3 separate regions of the Homo sapiens genome follow, and all the other regions are linked to region 3. A link is a loop called in an ENCODE intact Hi-C map of the cell type or tissue named here. Cell type or tissue: Calu3. All regions are shown on one strand.

Region 1 (8,000 bases), 370 kb after region 3:
GTGTTCTATTTCACTGTGCTACAACTATAGTTAACAGTTGAATAGTGTGTAGTACAAAATAGCTAAAAGGGAGACTTTTAGATATTCTCACCACAAAAAATAATAAATAATTGAGGTGATGGATACACAAACAACCCTGAATGGAGCATTATGCAATATAGATATGTAAAATAAAATCACACTGTACCCAGTAAATATATATAATTACAATTAGTCAATTAAAATCTGGAAAACTTTTTTGAAAAGAATTCTACAGCATTTTAAATGAGTAATGACATATTTTTCAATGTGCTTGACAATAAGGATTTCAGAGCAATTTCTGATTTTTAAACTGAACTTTTACATCTGTAGAAGTTGAATAAATGTTTAAAAATTGGCTCTAAATAAACGTGTCAGATAACATAATATTGTCTGATGCTTTAAGGCAAATTTGATTAGCAGTTACTTCATTCTGATCTTGATAAATCACATTGAAAGCAGATGTACTTTTCAATAAACCTAAATTGAAATTTTTCAATCCTTTTTTTCTTCTAAACTGTATATATCTTCAAAGGCATTCAATTTTATATAAATAAAAGTATTTAATTGCATAAGCTAAAGAGTTTTTGGTTTAACTAAGCATTCTAAACTACAAAGAGACCAAATTTGAATATGAATTGCTATACCTTTGAAGAATAGCTATGTCATTAATCTGTAATCAGTCACTGACATATTCATTTGTTCAAGGGACCAGCTGTTGGTAGGGCAATTTTCATAAAATTAGAAATCAATGTTATAGCCATATGCAGTGTTTGATTCCACACAGAAGGGAATTAGTAATAAAACTAGAGTTTGGTACTTCATAAAAAGATGACATTCATGTAATCTTAACCCTTTACACAAATAAACTTGAAGTTAAGAATGTTTTTAGAAATGGTTATTTTCACTTTCTAACATATGTTCTGAAAGTGTTTAGTTTATTTTTGTAGAAAAGTAATATCAGAAAAATATAAATGCAAATATAAAAATGAGCTAATATATGTGTCCCTAGTAGGAGTACCTGTGACTAGAAAAAAAATAAAATTCATAATAAAAGTAAAACTCCCCATTATGGGTTATTTTGTGATGAGAAGATACTATAATTATCGTAATACAAATCGAGTTTTCATCCAAAATACTAACTATAATGATTTGGGTATATATACAATGTCAACTGATTTATATAATTTATGCAAACCAAAGATAATGTATCTAAATAAAAAATAATTTAGGAATAGAAATTATTTTGATCAATTGAGTCAACATCAGGTGATAAATTATGTGTATTGTTATAGAAAATAAACAGACATTTTTACTGGCTAGTTTTACTGCCTTTCCTGAGGAAATCATAATCAGATGCTTGTAAAAGTGCCAATCAGTTATCCAAATATATTTTGTAATAAGAAGTATGAATACACAGTGTCATCATATAATAATATATATATCATCATATATATCATATATAAATATATATAATTTAAAAGCTAGTGCTCTTGTCTGCACCATCGTCTTCTCCCCTTGAGGTTCAGTTCCCTCATTTGTAAACTGGGTATGATTGTAATACCTACCTCACAGGTTTATTGCAAGAGCTACAGAAATTATTGCACGGTAGAGTGCAATTGGATTTTATCATTCTATTCCTTTGCAAAATGTCATCAAACTAAAAAAAATCTATGGTATCTAGAATAATTTTCTTCACAGAATTGTTAATGAAGGAATATACATTGTTTAGGTTACATGTTGTTTGAAGTAATTTTATTTCAATACAAAGTATGAAAGAGTATATACCTCTGACTTTGTTTTTGTTTTGGTGGGTGTCAGGAACTCAGCTCAGCTGGAAAAGAGTTGAGCCACTGGAGAATTGGCTGCTGTCAGAGTAACCAATTAAAGCAACAAGCCTAAAAATAGAAGAGAATCAGAGAATCCTTTAATCCATATATATATGTATATATCTTGATATATACATATTAATACATCTTAATCCATATACATATACATCTATATATATATCCTTTAATCAATGGGATTTACTGCATTTATAAATGTACACAAAAACGTGTTTTAAAGTGGCAGTGAGTCCATCTTGTTGTGTCCATAGCCTATGTCCCAGTCACAATGCAGCTTTATTAATGAGACAATGGATCAAGCCCTGGGATAGATGGGGCAGGAAAATATTAACACTCATATTGTATATAATCCCATTCCCCTGTTTTTACAGATCCTTCTGAAGTGGGAAATTTAAGAAAAATGTTACAGGAAGAAAAATTTTCATATCTGGTGCCTAGTTATAAATAAGTTTTTCCAAAATCTTCTAACAAAAACTTTTTTGTTTCAATCCTGTAATTTGGTAATTTTAACTTCCTTAATAATACTATGATAGTAAATTAAACAAGCAAACAAACAAAAATATAGGTGTAAATTATTATTCATTTATTCCATGCAGGTAAAGGGTTTGTTTCTTCCCCTAGAATTTGAACACACTTGTGACTGCCTGGATTGATAAAAATATGGTTTTTCTGAATTTCAACAAACTGTGTTCTATACTCCACTTAAATATAAAACCTATGAGATAAGGGATATTTTCTGTCTTGCCTCACAGTTATGTATCTGGTAATCAGCCCAGCAATTGGCAAATTTTAGATACTGAATATAAATTTATTGAATAAATAAAAAAGCAAGTGGGTGAGGATCATAGATGTGGCTCTCAATAAGAAAGCATTTCCCTTTTAAAAAACTGGAACATATTTATATTTCCAATATAGGTGATTCTTGCAAAAACATTCAAATTAATATATTAACTTTAAGCCAGAATGGGTTAAAGAATTAATATATTAACTTTAAGCCAGAATGGGAAGGGAAGAGTGTGGTCCCTTTAAATGATATGGAAGCCGGAACGGAAGTGCAGAACAGGGGAGGTCTTGTTCCCCGGCTAGGGCTCCGCCTTCGGGGACCTAGGTGAGGACAGGCATTTCCTGCCCAAATGTTGCATTTCCCAAGACCACCCTGGCCCACCACGCCCCCATCCTGGGCCTATAAAAACCCAAGACCCTGGCGGGAAGACACAGAAGTGGTTGGGCGTCGTGAGGAACGCATCGGCGGCAGAACACTCAAGCGGCTGGTTGTTGAGAGCACGCCAGCTGAAGAGCACCCCTGCACACTGGCAGGCCATCCACAGGTGGGACGAGGCAGAATTTACTGGGGCTATTGGAGGAGAGCTGGGGCCATCTAGCGGCCCAGCTTCTGGGGACAACCATCTCCCTTCTGGCTCCCCCATTAGCGGAGAGCCTTGCACTCATTCTCCAAGCCCACATGTGACCTGATTCTTCAGGTACACTAAGGCAAGAAACCCCAGGATACAGAAATCCGTCTGTCCTTGTAATAAGGAAGGGGGTTTAATTGAGCTGGTTAATACAGGCCGCCTATAGATGGCAAACTAAGAGAGCACCCTGTAACATACACCCACTGGGGCTTCAGGAGCTGTAAACATTCACCCCTAGACACTGCCGTGGGGTTGGAGCCCCACAGCCTGCCTGCCTGTATGCTCCCCTAGAGGTTTGAGGAGCAGGGCACTGAAGGAGTGAGTCACACCTCCATTGGACGTCCTGCTAGGGGGACAAGGAAACCTTTCTCATTTCAGTATGTTGTTTTAACATCCCATTTGTTTCAAAAATGTCATTGAATTTTACAAAGTCTATTGTATCTACAATGAAGATTTTCCTATACATATTAATGAAGTAATATACATTATTTACTTTACATATTGTTATTAATAGAAGCAATAGTATTTCAATACAAACTATGAAAAGGTGTATACCTCTGAATTTATTTTTGTTTTGGTAGGTGTCAGAAACTCAGCTCAGCTGGAAGAAACTTGATGTACCAGGTATCAGAGTAGCAAGTAAAGCCACAAGCCAAAAATGAAAGAGAATCTTTTAAGTGCTTATCGTGATGGTGTAAGTAATTGTCCAAAAGAAACGCCGATTCCTTCTGTTCCATTTTTACCTGTGGATTGTGGATTGAAATAACCATTGGACCATGAGGAGAGACTCTGAAGAGAGGTATGTGACAGAGTGGGGCCTAGGGGTGGAAACTGCTGGGTGCTGAATCAGAGCGGGGAAAATCGTCTTTGTTTTCTCCCTCCTTCACCCATATGGAGGCCTCAGCAGAGACATCTGAAGAGACTCTTGCCAGGCCTCGAAGAGACTCTAGAAATGAAGGTGCTGGGATATTTCATAGGCTAAGATTCACTTGATAGAAAAAACAGGGGATAAAGGAAAATTTAAATGACACCATGAAAAAATCATTAGACAAACTCAGAAAGTCGAATATTCTACAGGACAAGTCTTTTCAACAAGATAATGTCTGGGGGGAAAAAAGACACTGTGTGTTCTTTCTATTTTGAGAGACATAACAGCCAATGCAGTGAGTGATTCTTTAGTGGATCCCATTTTGAATAGCTGTAGAAAACATTTCTGGTACTGAGTATCAGATAATATCAGCAAGTTATGTCAATTTTGTTAGATGTGATACTAATAGTGCAGTTATTTGAGAAAATGTCCTTATTTCCAACATATGAAATGTTTAGAGATAAAGTATTATTAAGTAATTTACTTTAAAATACTTCAGAAAAAAATATAAACTGTGGCAAAAATATTAACAATGGCTAAATCTGGGTTATGGCTACATGATTCTTTTTATATTTTGTTTAATTGAAAATATAAAAACCGAGTGGTGGTTTAAAAAAAAAAAGAGAAAGAGAAATGGAGGTGCTGGAGATAGAAGTTTAAATATGGAAAGGGTGTGATCTGCCAGTTTGCCTGAGTCCTTGACTGCAACTCTCTAATTTAGAGACTGCAATGTGCTGACTGTGCACCAAGTCTGTTCCAGAGAGGGTGACTACCTTCCTTGAGGACTGTCAGGTAAAGCCTCTGCAATTGCCTGTGGCTGGGACTGAAAAATTATGCAGGTTTTTCACCAAGAGCCAGACTCCTCAGTAGTGAGCCAGGCCTGTTAGATTTCGATATATTTTTCTACTTAGGCAAGAATATCAAATTGCTTTTTAGTATAGTACTAACAATGAATAAATCTTTATTTACATGTCAAATACAATACCATTTTTGAATGTTTAGTGGCCTACCTGTTACTTTTAAAATAACTGAGAGAACATCAGGAATTCAATTTTATGGCTGATGCACTTGAACAAAAATAAGTTTGGGACAAGATGTTATATTTCTTAGCATTTTGCTTTACAGTGTATCACAATTTACAAAATTATCAAATTGTAGCACTTTTTAGTCTTTTAACTTTAGAAAGGTGAGATGTGTCAATTAAAAAAAGAGGAATATCTAAACGTTGTCCAAAAGAAACTGATTGAAAATCCATTTTGATTTGGTCTTAAATTTTAAAACCATAACCCTCTCTATACAATGTTAAGTATTTCTGCCATTAGTTTTATTTATTTATTTTGTTAATATTATTTTAGACTCAGGGGTTACATGTGCTTGTTTGTTATATGGGAATTACATGCATAATGGAGGGGGTTGGGCTTCTAGTATCTCCATCACCTAAATATTCAACACTATAGGTACATTTTCAACTCTGGATCCTCCTCCTACCTCCCTCCTTTTGGAGTCCCCAGAGTGTATTGTCTCCATCTTTATATCTATGTGTACTCATTGTTTAGCTCCCACTTATAAGTGAGAACATGAGATATTTGATTTTTTGATTTCTGAATTAGTTCTCTTACAATAACAACCTAAAAAGCTTCATTCATGTTGCTGTAAAGGACATTATTTCATTCTTCTTTATTGCTGGATAATATTCTATTGTGTATATATACCGCATTTTCTTTATCCAGTCCATTACTGGTGGACACTTAGGTTGAATCCATGACTCTGACATTGTGAATAGTATTGCAATAAATATATGATGTGCAAATGTCTTTTTTAATATAAAGATTTCTTTTCCTTTGGGTAGATATCCAGTAGTGGGATTTTGGGGTCAAACAGGAGTTCTATTTTTAGTCATTTGAGATATGTCCATATTGTTTTTTGCAGAGGCTGAAATAATTTATATCTTTACCAACAGTGTCTAAATGTTCCCTTTTCTCTGAATCCTTTCCAACATCTGTTATTTTTTGATGTTTCAATAATAACCAATCTGACTGGTGTGAGATAGTATCTCACTGTGGTTTTAATTTGCATTTATCTGATGACTAGTGATGTTAAGCACTTTTTCATATGTTTGTTGGCCACTTGTATGTCTTCTTTTGAGAAATGTCTGCACATGTCTTTTGCTCAGTTTTTAGTGGGCTTTTTATTGTTGTTGTTATTGAGTTGTTCAAGTAACTTGTAGATACTGGATATTAGTCCCTCGTTAGAGGCATAATTTGCGAATATTTTCTTCCATCCTGTAATTTTGTCTTTTTAGTCTGTTGATAGTTTATTTTGTTGTGTAGAAGACTTTTAGCTTGATTAAATCCCATTTGTCTATTTTTGTTTCTGTTGCATTTAATCTGGGTCGTCATCATAAATTCTTTGCCTAGGCCAGTGTCCAAAAGAGTTTCTTTTTTTTAGGATTTCTGTCGTTTCAGATCTTACATTTAAGTATTTAATTCATCTTAATTTTGTGTATGGTGTGATATAGGGGTCCACTTTTCATTTTTCTGCATATGCCTAGCCAGTTTTCCTAGCATCATTTTTTGAATAGGTTGCCCTTTTCCCATTGTTTGTTTTTGTTGACTTTATCGCAGATCAGTTGGTTATGGGTATGTGGCTTTATTTTTGGGTTCTCTATTCTGTTCTATTTATCTATGTGTCTATTTTGTACTAGTCGTATGCTATTTTAGTTACTATAGCCATGCAGTATGGTTTCAAGTCAGACAATGTGATGTCTCCAGATTTTATCTTTCTGCTTAGTAGTTGCTAGAGTATTGATTTCTTTAAATAATTTATCAATTTCTAACCTCTAACTATAAGGTAGAGTTCCCACTATGGTTATTATATCCGTGGCAAAGACAATATCACAACTCTGGAGACAATTGAGTGTATATTAAAATCATAGCAAATCTATATTTCAGATATAAATGTTTGTGTAATTTACATTAATAACTTAAAGATAACCTTGTTTTCTACTAGGCAAAAATAACATTGAAAAATACAGTCCACAATTTTTGCAATAAACATTTACCTATTTTTGAAAACTCTAAAAAAAGAAATTTTCTTTTTTTCTGCTTTTTTCATATTATCAAATAATAATTTTTTACCTGATCATGTTTGTTTAGTTTGTCCACATTTACTATTCATTCAGCAAATTATTTTTGAGTGTCCACTATGGGTAGGTAGAGTTCTAGGTGTTAGAGAGTTTACAATGAAGAAGATAAGCTAGAAATATGCAGTTCCCTGACCATAACTGGCAGAATGTTTTCCTCTAAACTGTGAGCCTGATATTTCATATCAGTTCAAATTAGATATCTTAACAGCAGGAAGACTGAGAAATTGAGAAAAATGCTCATTCATCAGTTGCTATTAACATTGGCAAGAGTTATCTTTTTTTATTTCTCATGACTTCCAGATATAAGTAGCAATATGACATTACTGAACACTGACAGATACAGTATTGAAGTGATTTTTAATTTGATGAAAGTGGTGGAAAGTGATGATATGACTTACATGGCAAGCATATATTGTCCTCAGTGACCATTTTATATATTGTTTAAGTTCAGCAGGATTAATCATTTTAAAAGGTTATTGTTTTTCTTGTTTTATTATCTATTCCATTCAGCTATTTCTTAATAACCATATTATATGTCACTATCTGTAGCAAATCATTATTAGTTCTAGTATAGCAGAAACAATATTTAATTTAAAATTATTTCCTAGAAAATAGTAAAAATCCACTTTCAATAGTAAGAAAATTCATGTCAAATAAACGAGCTGGATACTTTTAGTACCACCAATGTGTTAAAGTCAGCATTTTCAAAT
Region 2 (8,000 bases), 290 kb before region 3:
AAAACCAAACCCTGCATGTTCTTACTCGTAAGTGGGAGTTGAACAAAGAGAACACATGACCACAGGGAGGGGAACATCACACACCAGGGCCTCTCAGGGGGTGGTGGGCAAGGGGAGGGATAGCATTAGGATAATAACTTAATGTAGATGATGGGTTGATGGGTGCAGCAAACCACCATGGCACATGTATACCTATGTAACAAACCTGCTCGCTCTGTACATGTATCCCAGAACTTAAGGTATAATTTAAAGAAGCTGGTTGATTAGTGTATTAGTTATGGTTCTCCAGAGAAACATAGCCAATAAGATATGTGTATCTACAGAGATACAGATTTAATTTTAGGAATTGGCACATGCAATGTGGAGACTGGAAAATTTGATATCTGAAGGATAGGCCAAGAAACTGAAGGAGACCCAGGGAAGAGTTGATGTTGCAGCTCCAGTTTTCAAGCAGTCTGGAGTGGAATCCCCTCTTCCTCAGAAGATGTCAGTCTTTTTCTTCTTAAGGCCTTCAGCTGATTGGAGGAGGTCCGCCCATATTATGGAAAGGTATAAGCTTACCTGAAAGTCCACAGATTTAAATGTTATCCTCATCTAAAAATTACTTTCACAGAATATCTAGACTGGTATTTGACCAAATATTTGGATACCTTGGCCTAGCCAAGCTGACTTATAAAATAAACCATCAAAAGAAGCAACCTTAATTTTTCTCTGCCATACAGTCTAACAGGTCTGCAGGTTTCATGGTTTTAGGAGATTGGCAATTATTGTTGATCATTACTCTGCACATCACAGACAATGCACATGTGTGTGCACATATGTAGGTGCATGCCTCTGTGCATTTGTCCTTCTCATTTGCCCAAAATTCCTTGTGCAATGCCTATGCACAGAAACTTAGGGCATAAATATGTTAAGTATGTCATTCCCCCCCACCCTTCCCCTAGTTTCTTCCTTCTTAACCTGCTGGAACAGTATAAATTTAATCTTTGATAATATGTCATTTTCATTTGCCAGTTTTAACACTTCTCTTTTTATTGCTATTTTTGAGTATTTTTTCTCATGATTTGGAGTGTTTATCAACTTATAAACATTGTGAACTTGGGAAAATTACTTTGACCTTTCTGAAAATTGGTATCTTTATCAGTAAAATACACTCAATAATTATTGAGATTTTAGTGTAAATAAGTAACACAATACATGTACACTTGACCTTTGAACAACCTGGATTTGAGCTGCATGGGTCTAATTATGTGTATATTTTTTCCAATAAATATATTATAAAAACTTTTCCAGATTTGTGACAATGTGAAAAACTAGCAAGTATACTGCATAGTCTATACATATGTATTTAAAGCTTAAAAAATTATATATGTCATGAATGCATAAAATATATGTAGATACTCATCTGTTTTATCATTCACTACTAGTCTATTTAATCTAATGAATGATACTATTTTACCATTATAAAATATACTAGTATCTATGGATACTATACTATCTATAATACTATAATCTATAATGGTTAGTATCTGTAGATACTAGTCTATAATGTCTATAGATCTATATACTATAATACTGTAGCTACTACAGATACTAGTCTATTTTATCATCCACTTTCTCTTATAAAACATTAAAATTTATCAAAATATACATACACAAACACAGAGTGTAAATGGCATCACTTGCAGTAGAAACATAAACAAACATAAAGATGCAGTATTAAATCATAACTGCATAAAATTAACTGTAGTACATACTCTACTACTGTCATAATGTTGTAGCCACCTTCTGTTCCTATTGCTGTGAGCTCAAGTGTTACAAGTATCCACTTAAAATGCCATGTGATGCTAATCATCTCCACGGAAGCAGTTCTTTCTAACTGCATATCAACATAAAAGTGATGTCTTACAATTCTCACTTATTGTTAATCATGCTTAGTACACTACAGTAAACTTTGAATAACACCATGGGACTCATACAAAGTGCCACTAGTGATACTGGAAGTGCTCCTGAGAAGCAGAGAAAAATCATGACTTTACAAGAAAAAGTTGAGTTGCTTGATATGTACCATATATTGCAATCTGTGACAAGGATTGGTAATCTAGAGAAATATTTTTAGAGAAATGGAAAAGCAGAAACTTGGAAAAAATTATGATGTGTTTCTGTCAAATCACACAAAGTATGCCCATCTCTCCTGCCTCTTTTTCACCTGTTTTACCTTTCCTGCCTCTGCCCACCTCTGAGACAACAAGACCAACCCATACTTTTCTTCTTAGTCCTCAGGCGACTCAATGTAAAGACAATGAAAGTTAAGATCTTTATGATGATCCACTTCCAATTACTGAATATTAAATATATTTTCTTTTACTTATGATTTTCTTAACAACATCTTCATTTCTCTAGCGTTCTTTATTGTAAGAGTGATTTATGCAATGCGTATAAACATACAAAATATGGTTAACTGTTTATGTTATCTATAAGACTTCCAGTCAACAGCAGGCTATTGGTAAAGCTTTTAGGGAGTAAAACCTTCTATGCATATTTTTGACTGTATGGAAAGTCTGCATTCCTAACCCCTGTGTTGTTCAAGGGTCAACGGTACAACCATTATGAAAATGCCTGACACTTTAAAAAAGGTTAATGTTAATCTTAAATTTTTGAGAACTTTTCTAAGAAGTAGGCATTAATCGCTTTTCATATTTACTAGAAATGTTTTCCCAAGTAATTTTTTCCACAAAAATAATTATTAATTATGTTGTTCTATATAATTTTAAACGTTCATTTAGTAAAGAATACTGGCTTATTTCTTTGTGATTTCGTGTACTTCATTGAAAATTGAGAAGTTATTCCCCATCTTAAATCCATTAAATATTCACCTATTTTTTGTTGTTCATGTGTGTGCGCATGTGTGTGTGTGTGTGTGTGTGTGTGTGTGTGTGTGTTCTTTTACGCGTAGTGTTTTTGAAGCATAGGCTCTGTATTTGTTCTACATTTCTCTTCATATGGCTTCCAGAGATGCCTGGGGAGATGACCTCTGGCAGTGACACGCAATATAGTCACAAAGTCACATTTTTTCCTTATGAGAAATCAGATAGCCTCTGTTTTCCAGAATCCTGAAGTTAGGTGGCACTGTATGACTGAGTTCAGGCCAAAGGCATGGGGGTTGGTCGGTGGAGAGTGAGGGATGGCACTTTCAGGATGCCCCTAGTAAAACTGCCTGCATACTTCCTCTGTGCACCCTCCCTGGAGGCTTTTGACAATTGGCCAGATTATATGACCCCTGGGGGTAGTAGAGCCCCTAGATAGAAACAATCTGAATTCCTGAATGATTGTGCAGAATAGAGAGCTTTGGAGGGCATTGCACTGTGAAGTGAGTGAGAGTGAAGAAAACAAACACAAATAAAAAACAATTATTTTCAATTAAGCTGCTAAAGGATTTGTTATAGTGGTTAACCTACGTTGACTAATAAATGACCTTTGTTCTGTTTCCACTGTTCTAAATACCAGAAAGCACTTATATTAGGCTGGCTCTGCCTGGGAAGGCTAAAGGTAAAAAATGATGACTGAGTAATTCCCTGGTTGTAATATACACTTCCTTAATTAGATAGTACATGCATAACTTTTATGAAAGTGACTGTCACATAAAAAGAGGTTAATGTCAGTCTTAATCTTTTGAAAGTTTTTATAGATGGCATAGATTAAGAATTTGCCAAATTTGGTGGTAATATATTCCCACGTTATATGTATTTGTATGTTATATGTAGTGTATACTGTGTTTACATTGAATATTATCTAAACTAATTTTTAACTTGATGACTCCCAGCATACAGGTAGCATAACCTGTTCACAGAGGTGTTTTACCCTTATTTATTTGAAGCTGCACTTGAGTGAAACACAGATGTGACACTGATTCACTCAGGTGTTGTCATCTGTAGCTCATCTCCCCTTGGTGAAGATTTTTGAGACCTGAAACCTTGAAATACTGTACATCCTAAAAAATTATATTAATTATTCAGCTGTTTAATCTTGATTCCTTGATCCACTAACTTCTTTCTTTCTATCCATTAGCTAAATGAATGTTGGTTGATTTATGCAAACAGCATGCAGGGCATCCCTGCCATTGTCTGCTGTCATCTTTCCATCAGTCTGAATATACTATTTACCTATATCAAGACAGGTTGTGCACTGACTTAATTTAACCAGGTTTTATTTTGGTACTTGGTGCAAACTAATGATTTAAATCGATATAGGAGCATTGAATTTTCCAAACAATTTGTTTAAAATTAGATTTATCTCCATAGAAATTTGACAATTGCATTAGATTAAATTTGTTCTCAGTTGAGTATGCTTGATGGTTGTTTCTTTCCAGTTTCTAAACTATATATTTTTAAATATTTAAAATTATAAAAGCCATGCATGTTTTTGATTACATGCATTCTACTTGACACTGTCATTTCCAGTCACCAGCAAACCATTGTTAACACTGGTGAGTTCTTCTTCTGTGTGCTATGCAAAGATACATAGGATTAGATAGAGTAGATAAATAGCAAAAGATATAATGTTCAATAGAAATCTTTTTTTTTTACTTTTTACAAAAATATAATCATACTTTGGATGTTTTTATGAATCTTGCTATGTTAACAATTTATTATATGTTTAATATGTATCAATTTATCAACATATAAAAGTATTTAGTTTTGTAAACAGCTTGAAAGCACTGATATATTCAGGTACCATATAGATAAAATTATTTTGCTGTCAATGAATTTTTTTATAGTTAAGGTTCACTTTTTAAATTACGGACCAAATTGATACGTATCATTGAACAATACAAACTTAACAATAAAAATCGTGAACAAGTGTGTTTTTCTCTGAATGTTTGATTTGAACTGTTTATAATATCATGAAAGGGATTATTAAATTACTTTTTATTATTTCCACCTTGTGGCAGGTTTATCTGAAGTTATATATTAACATGCAAATATAGGCAGCATCACTATGAACAATTTATGTATGCCCAAATTTCTGTTACCATGGCTTAGTTAAATAACACTAGTACCCACAACACACAGCACAAATTTCAGTTACCGTGATATATCAACTGTGGATAATTGCATATAGCATTAAGTTTGTGGTTAGCTCCCTATTCTACAAATCACTACATATATAGCAACTGTATATCATGATTAATAACTAATCACATCACATCGATCAAGGTTGGACAGTAATAGGTGATTATTCATCTGTTATTCTGCTCATACACAGACAGCAAAATGTGTAATATTATTTTATTGTATTATGTGATAAACCCACATGTCATTTTACAAAAAATAAATAATAAATCAAAAAGATGGGCCAACAAAGGTAAAATGCAACAAACAATAAATGTAATAACAATGAAAGTAAAATTTAAATTGAATATATATGGCACGATAGAAGAAATAGCTGACCATGATTCTAATATGCAGCCAAGGAGGCTTAGTTAAGGCAATCTTAGCAATACAATTGAGAAAAGTGATTATAATACAAATAATGATGTCCAGAGGAATTGACATGGGCAAAAACCTTCCCATTAATGGAATTCAGAGATATTTCAAGACACTGAAACTGCAAAGGGTAACATGTTGAAATCTTATCCAAATTTAGCAAAAAGTTCTGATATTTTGCCTAAGCATGGAAAGATGCTCATTTTATCATAAATCACATGGTGAGAAATGCAGGAGGAGAGTATTCTTCAAACTTGATAAGGCTTTAAATAGGAACAGGGAAAAATAACACTACAATTCTCTGTTTAAAATTACAGTGTAACAAATATCTGTTAGCTGCACTAGTTTTATTTTTCACTTCCATATAGAAATATGATCAACAGTTCGAAAGTTTTGAATGTTTTAACAAAATAAATAAGGATTACAGAACAATAATAAATTTTCCTATGTATTTATAAAATCAATTTCTGTCATAATTTTTATACTCCAAGTATTAGTTTTCTATATTACATCATTATATATAAAAATAGTTTAATTTTTGTTCATGTTTGGCATTTATTTCTAAAACCTATTAAGACATGGAATCAACATAAATACCCAAATAAAATGTGATACATATACAGCATGGAATATTATACTGCCATAAAAAATAATGATATCATGTCCTTTGCAGGAACATGGATAAAGCTGGGGCCATTATCCTTAGCAAATGAATGCAGAAACAGAAAACCAAATACCACATGCTCTCACATATAAGTAAAAGCTAAATGATGAGAACACATGGACACACAGAGGGGAATAACAGACATAGGAGCCTATCAGAGGGTGGAGGGTGGAAGGAGGGAGTGGATGAGAAAAAATAACTAATGAGTACTGGGCTTAATACTGGAGTCATGAAATAATCTGTAAAAAAAACTCCCATGACATGAGTTTAGCTATATAATAAACCTGCATATGTACCCCTGAACTTAAAATAAAACTTAAAGCAAAACAAAACCAAAAAACTACTCGGTCTAAAAAAAATTACTCTTAACATGGTTTTAGCCATTACAATTGGATGAAAAAAAAAACAAGCAGATGTACAGGTGTACAATGGAAATTCTAGAATTTTCTATAAGGAAATTCTGTATTTTATAAAGTAGTAAGGGTTTAAAACGATTGAGTTGACACCAACACATTGACATATCTTTTTGAATCTCAATTAGATAAATATTGACAATTGAATTAATACTCTTCTGATACTGTTTACTTTCTCAAGATAATGCAAAGATTTTATAAATAAAATGCCTGAGACAAATTAAGAACTTTTGTCATTGCCATTAATATTTCAGGAGACCTGTCTCAAATATCTAGAATTAGACACAAAAAAGTAATTACTTTATTAATTATAATTTTTCTTTATATAATCAGGAAAAAAAACAAAAATATTTTAAATCTAAGAATAAAGAAGACATAAAAAGCCAGTGCAGATGTAGGGGTATCACTTGTAAACAATGATAGCAGGGATTTAATAAAACCTTACACCCAATTGAGCAATAAATTGGCCTAAATTTTAAATTCAATCTATTCATTTAAATTCAATCCTCTATCAAATATAGATCTATCAAATATAGGGAAACCTAATTTCCCTATGGCAATTTTTACCAATTCATTCATATAGCACAGATTGAATATCCGTTATTTAAAATGCTAGGAATCAGAAGTATTTCAAATTTTTTATTTTAGGGATTTTGAAATACATGCAGTATACTTAAATGCTGATCATGTCAAATTTGAAAATCTGAAATCCCAAATGCCCAAATTTCATTTCCTATGAGTGTTACATTGGCATCCAAAATGTTTCAGATTTTGAAGCATTCTGGATTTCAGATTTTTAGACTTGAGATGCTCAACCTCTAATATCTAAATAAATTTAAATTATTGTATATGCATATTTATATATTATGTATATTTATGACTACATAGGAATTTATATGAATATATGCCATGCCTACCTATGTTTCATATGCCCATCTTAGCAGTAAGTATAAATTGACAGTCTCTATTGGCTATATGTTTCCAATAATCCTGATAAAACAAATATACTTGATTAAAATGAAATCACTTGTAAATAATAATCATCAATACTTTAATTGTTTTCTTTATTTGTCCTTTATTTTCTCAGATTTGAGAAATTCATAAAACCAGAGTAGCGTTTTATAATTCTTGTGACTAAAGAAAATTGTGTTAGTATAAAAATGTATTTTCTTTAAATTCCTTTAATGAATGCAAGGTGATATTTTGTATGTACTTCATGTTATTTTGAAAGATCAAGTTTTGATTTTGAAAAATATAAAAATACCAAATAAAACTATCTATTCATGCATTTTGGTCCAATATAATGCATGCGCTCACACCTGTAATCCCAGCACTTTGGGAGGCCGAGGTGGGTGGATCATGAGGTCAGGAGTTTGAGACCAGCCTGCCCAACATGGTGAAACCCCATGTCTACTAAAAATACAAAAGTGAGTTGGG
Region 3 (8,000 bases):
ACGAAACTGTATAATGGTCAAATATGGATAAGTGAGGAGAACACTTCAATTAGTGTCATTTTCTTGAACATGTCAAAAGTGAATTTCCTTTTACTGCCAAAAGAACATCATGCCACTTATCTTTACTCAGACATTTATTCAGACTGTTTATCTACCGTATTTGTTGCTACAATGATTCATTCTCAATATAAAATGACTATTACAAAAGGGAAGAAAATTTTACTTTGGGCATTTGTTTTGACACTGTTCCAGAGAGAATGAGCCCATATAGTCAGCTGCAAAGACTTCATAGAATTCGACTTATATTTCTCAATATAAGAATATAAGAACATTTATCTTATTTCTGCCTTTGAATCTGCCTGATATGGTTTGGCTGTGTCCCCACCCAAATCTCATCTTGAATTGTAACTCCCATAATTCCCATGTGTTGTGGGAGGGACCTGGTGGGAGGTAATTGAATTATGGGGGTGGTTTCCCCCATACTGTTCTCATGGTAGTGAATAAGTCTCATGAGATCTGATGTTTTTATAAGGAGTTTCCCCTTCTGCTCAGGTCGCATTCTCTCTTGACTGCCACCATGTAAGATGTGCCTTTCACCTTCCACCATGATTGTGAGGCCTCCCCAGACACGTAGAACTGTAAGTCCATTAAACCTCTTTTTCATTATACATTACCCAGTCTCAGGTATGTCTTTGTTATCAGTGTGAAAATGAACGAATACTCTGCCTAAATAAAATATTAATTATTTGAATGTAGCATTTTTTTCTCTTCTACCTTACTCAATACTATTATCTTTTGCTTTAGATAGATGTAAACACTAATGAGAGAGAAAATTAAAATTAACTTCCAGCACTCATATCTGAAATGATTGATCAATCTAGACTTAAGCTCTAATAATTCTAAGTAGGTACTCTAAGAACTTTCACTGATTTTAAAGTGTAAACAGTATGATTGTTGTCTTTACATAATTATTATCAACTTTATACTTCTCTAAACTTCTTTATTATCTTACTAAAGTTAATTAGGTAACAAATATAAATTTACAATATTATATATCCTATTGTGCTGCCAATACAAATATAAACATGGCCTACTATCTGAGTTCACTGAGCTTTTCTTATAGTGAAAGAGACAAGATAAATAGGAAATGTCAATATAATTCCTTGTATGGAATAATAAATGTGTTCATGGCTTCTTCAGAATGTTTTCAGTATAGTGTTACTTATTATTGCATTTTTAAAGGAGCATTAAAATTTCAATGAATGTACAATAACCAATGTTTTAATTTAGTTTACAAAATTACGTCAAATACCAATTTTTTGATTCTCTTTTATTCTGCTTTAAAGATCCCCAAATTGATAATCAGAAGGCTGCTTTGAAATACTTATTCAAAAAATGTGCCTTAATTGTCATAGCTCACTTAGGCAGATGAGCCAAAGCATAAATATTACAATTGCTACTTCTTTAAAGGAAAAGGACAAAACTCAAAGGTTTAAGACTAATTTATGCTACAGGCAGCACATCCTGAATATAAAGCAAAAGAATGTTGCTGAACTCGCTGAACTGTTGTCAATCACTTGTCTCAGTCTTAGTTTTAATACTTGTATTCACAGAATTTCCTAAGGAATAAAAAAACTTTCTGTGTTCTATTTATAAGAGAAAGAAATAGCTTGTATTCCCCCAGGCTGACAATGATATTTTGAATTAAATATCCTTTTTATCGAAATTATCAAATTAAAATCATGTAAATGCTTCAATTTATTTTATATCGTTGTGTGACAATACATTTGAAAAATTTAAACCATTAATAAGAAATCTCTAATGTTATGTTTCAATAATATATACAAATTTAGAATTATCATGTTTCTAGTTTTTAATAAGTTGGATTAACTTTCTCCTGCTTCTCATCACATGCATGGTTGGAGAAAAAAAAGGGAGGCTGCAAATAAAAAATGATTCCGTAATTTCACCATTGTGAAGTAGCCATATTTTTATATATTGGCACATTTTCTTTGTTACTCTCTTTACGCTCTCTTTCCCTGCTTACCCCCAGGCTGTCTCAGCTTCCCTTCAGTGTGTCCCCCTATCTTCTAAGAGGTCTATGGGGCACTGACTAATATGTGCTTATAAGCAGGATATTTGAGGCCTTGTGCTTTAATCTCCTATTCATGAGCTTGCTTTAATAGTTCTGTGATCATCATGCCACCAGAACCCAGATCTGCTCGATTACCACTCCCCACTACTGCCACTGCAGTCGTCGTTTTCCAGTTAATTCTGAAAACATGAGGAAAAGATTGCAACATCTCAAATTGATATTAAGAAATGTTTGAGAACAATTAAGGCAAATAATATATGTGTGTTTCAATTGCCAGCAATTTAAAGGCCCTTTGTGGAGCCAACTCTTTGATGGCTGGCCACTCCAGTTTGGTCAGGAGAAACTAATGTTCTTGCCCCATTCCCCTCCCTGTCAGCAGTCCAGCCAGAACTTGAGCAACAGCTTGGGCCAAATTTATTTTAGTACTTTAGTACTTCAGTTTTAGTACTTTAATACTTAAGTTTTAATAGAAATGTAATCTTTTTAAAAATGCTTTATTTAGGTGTGATGACCTACAAAAAGCTTTAGATATTTAATGTATACAACTTGATGTGTTTGGGAATAAGTATATATTTGTTTCTTGTAGTAAAAATTTCTTAAAACCCACAAGTTTATGATCTGTCCACATATGACCCCAGTAACCATTACATCATAATCTGAACTTGTTAAAAAGTTAAATTATTCAGTTTTACATAAAAGTATGTATGAATAACATCATGTTGGGCTGTGAAAATCTGAATTGAATATTCTTTTAAACTATTTTCATTAAATATATGATTTAATTTTTTGTTGTTTTCCCTACCTTTGTCTTTATACACATTTATATGATCTTATGCGATTTGCACTTAAAAAATATATTTTAAAATGGTTATTTAACATTCATTTATGTTAAAATGATTGTTTAAATGGCAAAATATATGATGGATTATTTCTTAAGTCTTTTACCAGTCTCCAATACCTTTAATAATCTATAGTAATATTAAACTATAGGATTAAAATGGTGACATATTTTAATGGTTCCTATTAGCTCTTCAAAAATGTCTGTAAGAAAAAAATATACTTTCTTTAGCCATAATTGGCAGTGGCAAGTCAATTTTGAACAGTACCTTACCATGTTTACAAAATTTTGATAAATGCATAAGTAAAATGCTATGACATTTAATAGATTTTAGCATTAACAAATATAATTATATTTATGTATTGTTTGGACTATTACATGCCTATGCGTGAATAATATATTTACAAACTTTATCTTTATCATAGGGTTATTTATATTTTAAATGATTTTAATAGATGATTAAATACAGGTACTAATATTTATAAAGACTATATTTTGCTATTTGATTTATTGGTTTTATGTAATTATTAATGTATACATATTACAATGTTTTTTTATCCAAGCTTATGGGGTTTTTTAGCTTTTGTTTTTAAAAAGATTGTATTAGTTATCTATGCCTGCATAACAAGTCATCTCAAAATTTAATATCTTATTAACAGTAACATTTATTATCTAACATTTTCCATGTTTAAGGACACGGATGTCTTTTCCCAGGCCCTGTGACTCTGGATTTCATGAAGCGACAATTAAGGTGTCAGCCAGGACTGCAGTCATCTGAAAGCTCAACTGGGAGATTATCTTCCGAGATCATTCAAAGACTTAGCGGTTCCTCACATGTTGTTGGACACAGGACTCAGTTCCTCACAGGCTGGAGTCTTCTCCACAGGAGAGCTCATGAATTGTCATCTGTTGTCCACCAGAGGGGGCAAGTAAGAGAGCAAGCGAGGGTGAGAGGTAGCCAGTAATACGGAAGTCACAGGTCTTTGGTAACTAATGATATCCCATTAATTTGTTATATTCTGTTGCTTACAAGCAAGTTACAAAATATAGCACACACTCAAGGGATAGATAGATATAGATGTAGAAATATATATAAAAAAATTATAAGCTTGGAGATACACACACACATACACACTCACACATTATACTAGAAAACAAAAATCACTAGGAGCTATGTTAGAGTTAGAGGCTACCTCTTGTACCTTTCACAATCTTATAAGAATTTTGTGCGTGTGTGTGTCTGTGTGTGTCTGTATGTGTGTATAACATTCTTTCTTAGACTTTTGGTTTTTCAATAGATTTTTAAATTTAAATTGTTGTATGTTTTTGTTAAGACATTTTAGTATAAATATAAAATATATTTGGATGATGAAATCATAGTAGACATACCATACATATACTCAAATATAGCAAATAATTGAATAAAGTTTCCATAAACACTGTCAACAAAATAAACACTTTTCCTGTTAAATTGATTCATGTTTACTATGTATTTCTTTTTCTTCTTTTTTAATGTTGCATATTCTAATTCTGGGGATTTGTTTTTAAATGTTAAAATGGAAAGTAGAATTATCTAACTCTGAGCAGAGGAATATTAAATTATGGGCTATGCTACACCGAAATCTTTCAGGGTTACTTTACCAACGCTCTGCAATAATACCTTATCATGGTTTTATAACTGTTAGGGATGAAGTTATTCAAATTAAATAAAAGCCTGGAAAGAAGAATTATGTTTTTCTAACTATGCATAAATGTAAAATATAACATTTAAAATAATTAAAATAAATAAGACTGATTATTAAAGGCAGTTATAGACTTGTTATACATGTGATACTCTAAAGAAAATATGCTGCTATTCTGAACTTTTAAAATGTACTTGAGTGAAGTATATACATGTAAAATTAATTTTAAATAAAGGTTCCTCTTAACCTTCTTTATATTGACACAGACAAACAATATCTACTCTTAATTACCCATAAAAAGAAGGCTTTTTTAAAAACTACAAAGCTGAACTATTTTCTTCCTTCAATTTTAGAGACAATCATGTTGTAAGAATATGTGTAATCCCTTTCTTTTCTTTTTTTTTTCTTTTTTTTTTTTGGAGACAGAGTCTCACTCTGTTGCCCAGACTGGAGTGCAGTGGCAGGATTTCGGCTAACTGCAGCCTCTGCCTCCTGGGTTCAAGTGATTCTCGCGTCTCAGCCTCCCAGGTAGCTGAGATTACAGGCATGTGCCACCATGCCGGGATAATTTTTTGTATTTATTGTAGAGACAGTGTTTCGCCATGTTGGCCAGGCTGATCTCAAACTCTTGGCTTCAAGTGATCCACCCGCCTGGGCCTCCCAAAGTGCTGGTATTACAGGCATGAGCCACCATGCCTGGCCTGTTTTTATCATTTTTTTATTTCAAGTATTTGGCTTAAGCCATCGATATTGGATAGTATTTTCTATTCCTAAAATTATACTCCATTGAATAAACTCCAGGTGTATTATTTATGATGCTTATCTGTAACACTATAAAATTACTATGTCTATCTAGGGTGTTTAGTATATACATCTTTGAAAAAACATTAAACAAACAAAAACAAAAAATAGACTCATCACACTAGGCTATTTACTGAGTTGACCTCTTAAAATATCCTTCTGTCCGTTTAAACCTTTCGGTATTTTGTAGAATCTCTGGATACTTTTTAACTAAACAAAATTTTCAAAAAATTTCAAATTTCTTAAATTTACATTTCAACCTTTCACTCTAAATTTATTCTGGCCTCTACTATGCCACAATAATTTAAACATGAAAAAATATTCTGGTGCCCTCCCTGCTTACAATTTATGAATAACATGTCAAACTACTCACTAGCTTGCATGACCACAGGATTTTCTATAATACTTATAATTCCTTATTTTTCCCAAGACATAGTAAGTGGCCTCTCCTCCATGTTCTTGTGGTTACTAATTTACCCCTTCATCTAATTAGCCACACATTCGTTTATTCATGAATTAATAGTGTGGTATGCACTAGGGGTGCAATGTTGAGTGAAAGCAGAACTTACCATAATTAATTGAATAATTTATTCACACATAATGTTTACAACTCTTATTCTCAAAAAGTTTGTTTTAAACCCCGAAGAAAACTCATCTATCTACCACAATTGGCATAAAGCCTTGCATCTAAATTTTGAATAAAATAAACCTGAATTGTATAATCATGCAAGAGTCACTCCATATGATTCCATTTCAGATTATTATTTTATCTTTGTGACACTATCACAGAAAATATTTTCATGTCTGTCATTCCTGTTGATTCTCCTGTATGAATAAATTATTTCTCTTTTATTCAGCACTGTATTTTTTGTATAATAGTTGTTGGGCTTAAAATTTAGTAATTTTTTACTAAAACTTTCTACACACCAAAATTTCTGTTTTAAGAGATACCCAGACAAGTTTCAGGTCACTGAATAATCAGTATCAATGTGCCAAGCAAATGACTAGATGCCTAAGCATATCAGTAAGTGACTACATATCCTGATCTACTTTTAGATTTCTTCTATTTGCAATTAGTTACCCATGACTGTTCATATCAACTTTAGCATTAGATAACATTAGTGAAAAATTACATTTCAAATTTAGTAAATTTGTGCTAAATTACAACCCAAAACTCTTTGAATATGCTAAGATCTACAGGGTTGTAGTATATAAAAATGAAGTAAAATACTATAATTCTTTTAAATAATAGACAGATTGCTTTATGTTGTCCTAATTTACAAAAGTGAATAAGCAATGTTGTTATAAAGAATTAACAGAGCCTATGATAATCAGACATTTAAAATAATATTTTAGTTCTAAAATTGAACCAAACTTTTGTGCTGATCATTTACTATAGTTGAGATTGCTAAATTTCTATGAAGACAAATATAATTATTGAGGCTGTTTAAATTGTATTCTTTGTTTTTTAGCATAATGTTTCCCCCACTCTATTGAGCAATAAATCATATCATAAAGTAGATACAATCATATGTTATGTATCATATAATATTATACTCTTTTGGCCAGTGTCAGTATAACCAGTTCAAGTCTTCAGGGCCAAAAGAAATAATCTCATCATTATAGGAGAGTTCATAAACCCAGTGTGAGGATATCAGGATCTCTATCACATTCATCATTTTAGCTTATTTTGGTCACATAAGTAGACTTCGTATACTTAGGAATCATCTATATTTAACTTTCAAAATAATACTTCAAATAAAATTGATGAATAGATGCATTACATAGTTAATTAAGATTTTCATACATAATCTTTGGAAATTGCTTCTGGTTTATTGGGATTACCAAATACATCCAAGAGAAATAAAAAGAAAAAATATATAGAGTTACTACCTTTGGCCAAGGATAAATACTTAGACATTCTGTTATTTAGTAATAGTTTCACAGACTTAACATTTTGTTGAACTTCTAGGTTAAAATAGAATTTTTCATTTGAAAGCTAATGTTAAACTCTGTATATTTCATTCTAGGGAAAGCCAAAATACTTTCACCCCAAAGAAAAGGTGACATTTCCATTTTGTACAGTCTGCTAAAAATGCCATACGAGCTAGAGTTTTAATCCATGTCAGTGAGTTATGCACAGATTGACTTTAAATGTAGCATTTTATTGCTATAGAAAGAAAAAATAGCATTTCCTTCAAAATCAGATTAAATAGATATGTAATAGGATTTCAGTTACAGAGTTGAATTTTTACACATATTTGTTGAGTATGCTTTATGAAACGTTCTTTCTACATTTACTGTCTGCTTAAAATATCAGCTATAAAGACCCTGAAGGGCAGGTGCTGAAATTGCAGACTGAGATTTTATTCCATCTGTGAAAAAGGTTAGTACCACATTGCAATGCTTAACATAACCTTAAAAATCCACAACTTCAACTCTGTTTCGAGGCCACCTTATCCTTTAAATATTATTATTGAAATGTATCCTAGCAAGTTAAATATATATGGGATATCATCTTATTTTCATAGATGATTAATCACACACTGTATAGTTGCCATAATTTCATTAACTCAGAGTGGAT

What was found. A loop is a pair of places that touch in the nucleus more often than their neighbours do. Peaks named below come from ENCODE experiments on the same cell type or tissue, not always from the same donor. Only the 100,000 strongest peaks of a DNase experiment are listed, where the experiment ranks them.
Region 1: it touches region 3 in a loop (11-fold over the local background); 2 of 110 quality-filtered maps call a loop at or near these places.
Region 2: it touches region 3 in a loop (2.7-fold over the local background); 2 of 110 quality-filtered maps call a loop at or near these places.

The regions. Positions count from the first base shown.
Region 1 is chr1:189,146,684-189,154,683 of GRCh38, forward strand. It overlaps LOC105371657 (a long non-coding RNA gene), which reads left to right and starts at 3,080. Exons shown (of 5, transcript XR_002958413.2): 1 at 3,080-3,193; 2 at 3,859-4,076. In Calu3, a CTCF peak has its summit at 3,239 (motif pointing left); DNase peaks (open chromatin) are centred at 3,088 and 3,558.
Region 2 is chr1:188,486,400-188,494,399 of GRCh38, forward strand. No RefSeq gene overlaps it. Among named protein-coding and RNA genes, the nearest start is that of LINC03121, 270 kb to the left of the region's middle. In Calu3, no CTCF peak of the experiment used is centred here; a DNase peak (open chromatin) is centred at 3,112.
Region 3 is chr1:188,778,575-188,786,574 of GRCh38, forward strand. No RefSeq gene overlaps it. Among named protein-coding and RNA genes, the nearest start is that of LINC01035, 120 kb to the right of the region's middle. RefSeq lists an enhancer at 3,664-3,958. In Calu3, a CTCF peak has its summit at 3,836 (motif pointing right); a DNase peak (open chromatin) is centred at 3,857.